Regions from separate parts of the Homo sapiens genome. Here region 2 is linked to region 1. A link is an interaction called in ENCODE POLR2A ChIA-PET data of the cell type or tissue named here. Cell type or tissue: B cell. All regions are shown on one strand.

What was found. Peaks named below come from ENCODE experiments on the same cell type or tissue, not always from the same donor. Only the 100,000 strongest peaks of a DNase experiment are listed, where the experiment ranks them.
Region 2: POLR2A ChIA-PET joins it to region 1 with 5 read pairs; 1 of 35 experiments calls an interaction of 5 or more read pairs at or near these places.

What each region holds. Positions count from the first base shown.
Region 1 is chrY:14,343,813-14,346,312 of GRCh38, reverse strand. No RefSeq gene overlaps it. Among named protein-coding and RNA genes, the nearest start is that of NLGN4Y, 180 kb to the left of the region's middle. In B cell, no CTCF peak of the experiment used is centred here; a DNase peak (open chromatin) is centred at 1,232.
Region 2 is chrY:13,366,723-13,369,222 of GRCh38, reverse strand. All of the region lies in intron 9 of UTY (ubiquitously transcribed tetratricopeptide repeat containing, Y-linked), which reads left to right. Among named protein-coding and RNA genes, the nearest start is that of MIR12120, 110 kb to the left of the region's middle. In B cell, no CTCF peak of the experiment used is centred here; a DNase peak (open chromatin) is centred at 1,192.

The DNA of each region.
Region 1 (2,500 bases):
AGGGGATGGGGCTTCCAGGCTATAGGTAAATTTAAGTATTTTCTGGTTGAGAATTCGTTGAGTTTGTCTAAAGACCTGGGATATTCAGGTTAAAATAAATGATTGTGGAGACCAAGGTTCTCTTGAAATCTTATTGTGGCAGCTCTTAGAAAAAATAGATGACAAATATTTTCTGTTCAGATTTCTAAAGCATGCTAGACTTTAAGTTAATCTTTTTAAGATAGGGAACATCTGGAAGATAAAGACCTAGCTATGTTAATAGAGATTCTTTACAGATGCAAATTTTCCCCCACTTAGGACAGATTTGCAGGGTAATTTCAAGAATTGACAAAGAAACATGTTTTGGGGTAAAATATTTTCACTTTCTTCTTTGTCACATAATGTTTTGCCAGAGTCATATTGGAAAGTACATCATGATATGTAGGGTTAAATAAAATGCATTTGATGAGAAGTTACAAGTTTGTAGGGCATGACTACCCAGACCCCTTTGATGAGAATTTGGGAAAGAAAATATTAGAGCTTAGTCCTTATGAGAATGTGCTATTAAATGATTTTTTTTGTTGTGTGAATATTAGTGAGTGTACTTACACAAACCTAGATGATATAGCCTGTTATATACACCTAGGCTATACATCATAGCCTCCCACTCCTGGGCTGCAAACATGAACAGCATGCTACTGCACTTACTACTGTAATCAATTGCAACACGATGGTAAATGTTGTGTATCTGAACATAGCTAGACATAGAAAAGGTACAGTAAAAATATGGCATTGTAATCTTATGAGACCACCAGCATATATGTGATCTGTTATTGACCAAAACATTGTTAGGTGGTACATAATTGTACTCATAATACCTAATACAATGTAAACACTGTGTAGTAGTTAAGTACATAGTTATGTACATAGTTACAAAAAAGGTGTTTATTGTTCATTATAGATGCTCTTGATTTCTCCAAATATCTGGATCCAATATTGGTTGAATCCACAGATGTAGAACATGGGGCTAACTGTATATAAGAGGATGTATGTAGGTTAAATGCAAATACTACTGACGGACTAAGTGGCTAAGTTGGCTGGACTTCCTGGGTCTATAGGGACTTCCCCAAGGGGCTTTTCCCTAAGCCAAAATGACTCATAGCTGCAAGCTAAGGGATTGAAACTTCAACTAATCAAAGGGGACTTTCTCCTAAGCCGAAATGAGTCACAGCTGCAAACTAAGGGATTGAAACATCAACCAATCATATTAGTAATTTAAGCTCTAGCTGCAGCCTGATGTTTTTAATCAATCAGGCCTGCCAACCCACAGATAGAAAATAAGCTAATCCTATAGGACAGAAAAAGGAAAAGGTGGGGAAGTCATAAGGGGATATAAGCATAAGACACCCAAGCCAGAAATGACAACCCTTCTGGGTCCCCTTCCACCGCGTGGAAGTTTTACTTTCACTTTGGCTTTAATAAATCTTGCCAGCACACACTCTTTGGGTTGGTGCCCTTCTCTAATTGAGCTGTAACACTCACCACTGGTCCATGACTACATTCCTTGAAGCCTTTGAGACCAGAAACCCTTCAATTGAGAAAAGACCTTAGATCAGGAGAAGAATTTTCATCTCATTTCTGGTCGCCCATATAGGGATTATCCATAGCAGTGAGTAACATTGGACCCCTTTCGCTTGCTATTCTCTTCTATCTTCTCACCAGAAATTAGAGGAAAACACTGGGCACCTGTCTGCCATTTAAAAGTGACAAGCATGGCCACTGGACTTAAGACACAGGTATGAGGCTTTCTGGGAAAGGACTCTTTCTTTAATTACCCCCATCCCTCTGTGCTTAGAGCATTGATCTGCTGGAACCAGTTCCACTTTTCTCTGCCTTTCCTGGGAAAAGCTGAGGGCTGGCTAGAGGAAGAAAACTGTCATCCCTTACTCCTGGCACTGACCTGGTTTAGATCATGGCACAGTGAGAAGCCTCTACTCTGCAGCTGCCCATATGTGCATTCTCTGTCTTTTCTGACCCATGCCTCCTGGGTCCTAATGTCCTCAGAGAAGACTTTCTTGAGGCCCTATCCTCTAGGATCTTTCCTACCCCTGAGTCTAAGAATCTTTTGGCTAGGAACCTAAGTTGAGTGGGGTGGCAATCCAAAGACCCTTGCTCATGGTGCCCCCAGCCTTATTCTTATGCAAATGGATATCACTATACTTATACAGGACCTGTCCCTCATAACCTATACCCTAGGCACTGTCTGGGACCTCAAAGGGCATGCCAGTGGCTGATAGAAGGTCTATGACATTTTTCCTTTTTTTGCCCTAAACTTACCTCAGATTGTAGAGTCTACTTTAATTACCAGCTTTCCTGTCTGGGATCAGTGATTAGAATTGTAGAACTTCTCCACCTCCATACTCAGGTCTCCCCAAATCTCTCTCTCCCGCTAGTAAGGTCTCTCCCTTTGGCCCAAAAGCAACCAGACAAAGAGATAGTCAAGGAACCGTAAGGTGCCAAT
Region 2 (2,500 bases), 980 kb after region 1:
TTTGAAGAGATTTGCCTTTTGAGGTTCAATTTTTTTCCCTCTGCTTAGACATTTGTTTTCATTTAGAAGTCTATGGGTTAAGACTAAATGTGACATTTAATTATTACGTATTATTTTGAGGTAAAATTTTAAATAAATAATTTTATTACAGTAGTTCCCTGTTTTACCGGAGTTATATGTTCCATGATACTCTGGAAGCTGCCGATAGTTCCAAACCCTGTATTTTATTATGTTTTTCTAATCTTGTAGCTAAGATGACTACTAAGTGACTACTGTGTGGGTAGCATAGACAGTGTGGATACACTAGAGAGAGTAGGAGTAGCTGTAGTAGTTTGAGTTTTCATCATGCTACCCAGAGTGGCATGCAATTTAAAACTTATATTTTATTTCTGAGATTTTTCCATTAAATATTTTTTGGCACTGGGAGACTGAAACCATAGAAAGCAAAAATGAAGGTAATGGGGGACTACTGTATAAATGTTTTCTAAGTGTATTTTCATTGTTGATAAACATAGTATCAAGCACACTCCTTCTCACCATCTGTATAAAGATAGTCCTTAGTGCTGGCCAGGTCCCAGCACTGTCGGGGTCCAGCATGGTCAGATCACTTACGGTCAGGAGTTTGAGACCAGCCTGACCAACATGGTGAAACCCCCTCTCTACTAAAATACAAAAATTAGCCAGGCGTGGTGGCGTGCATTTGTAATCCCAGCTACATGGGGGGCTGAGGCAGGAGAATCACCTAAACCCAGGAGGCAGAGGCTGCAGTCAGCCGAGATTGCGCCACTGCACTCCAGCCTGGGAAACAGAACGAGACTCTGTCTCAGAACAAACAAACAAAGAAAAAAAACAAGGCCGGGCGCAGTGGCTCACGCCTGTAATCCCAGCACTTTGGGAGCCAAGGCAGGCGGATCACGAGGTCAGGAAATGGAGACTGTCCTGTCTAACACGGCGAAACACCATCTCTAGTAAAAAAAAAAAAAAAAAAAAATAGCCAGGCATTGTGGCGGGCACCTGTAGTCCCAGCTACTCGGGAGGCTGAGGCAGGAGACTGGCGTGAACCTGGGAGGCGGAGCTTGCAGTCAGCCGAAATCGCGCCACCGCACTCCAGCCTGGGCGACAGAGCGAGACTCCGTCTCAAAAAAAAAAAAAAAAAAAAAGATAGTGCTTACTGCAGCTAGTATTGGATTCTGGACTTCCCCTACTGCTTGACGACAGGATGAGGTTTGACTTAAGTAAATTAGATTAAGATTATCACACAGCTGGTAAGTGGATACTAAACTTGCTTTATAGTTGTATTGATACATGATCAATGGAAACATTTCACCTAAAATTTATAGAACATCTTAGTGGGTTTTCTTGTCAAAAATCTGTTACATTCTCATATTGAAGATAAGGTAATCTAGTGTTTGAAAGTAGTATAAAATAATATGTTATCATATAGAATATAGCAAGTCCCCTCCCCAGTAATTAATTTCGTTGCTTATTTATCTTGATTGTATTTGCTATTTGGGTTAATGTTTGTTGGTAGTCCTTCAGTACAGTTATTTTTTGGCTTTGGTCTAAGCAAATAAAATCCTAACTTTTACTCAAGTTGGTGGTAATATAAATTTTTTTTCTGTCACTGTTTTATCCACAATTTCAAAAGCAATTGGGCAGAGTTTTGCTTAGATGCTTTTGGAAAGCTAATTTTATACACTTGAATTAAGTCACAGCTGACAGACTGTTTTTGATTTGACTTGAGCATTTAGCATATATTATCTATTAGATTTCAATTGTTTATGTAGCTGTAGTTCATAATCTATTTATTAAACAAAAATCTGCGGCACACACTGTGTACCACTCTTATGGCTCTTTGAACCTAGTTTTCATTTTGCTTTTTCCATATAGCCTAGAAGTTTTGTTGTGATTGTTTATCTAATGCTGTGACATTAATAATGTTATTATTATAAATAAATAATGTCAGTAATGTATGAGGCCTTTTGTAAGTTGTTTAAAGTGTTACTTTGTATTATTTTGAGATTTTATAAAGGATTATATTTTAGGTAAAAGTCCGAAAGCAGCTATTAAAAAGAATATAAATGGGTGTGGTGGCTCCTGCCTGTAATCCCAGTACATTGTTGAGAGGCGGAGGTGTTCAGATAACTTGAGGCCAGGAGTTTGTGACCAGCCTACCCAACATGGTGAAATGCCGTCACTAATAAAAATGCAAAAATTAGCCAGGCATGGTGTCCCATTCCTGTAATCCCAACTACTTGAGGGGCTGAGACAGAAAAATCTCTTGAACATAGGATGCAGAGATTGTAGTGAACTGAGGTTGTGCCACTCCACTCCATCCTGGGCGATAGAGCGAGACTCCGTCTCAACAACAGCAGCAGAAGGAATGTAAATGAATTATCTTTGATTACATAAGCATTTTTTTATTCTTTGGATGTAAGCATGGGGTTGAAAGTTGTTTTTGAATTTCTCTCACTGCATGGTAACCTTTAAAGGACAGTAA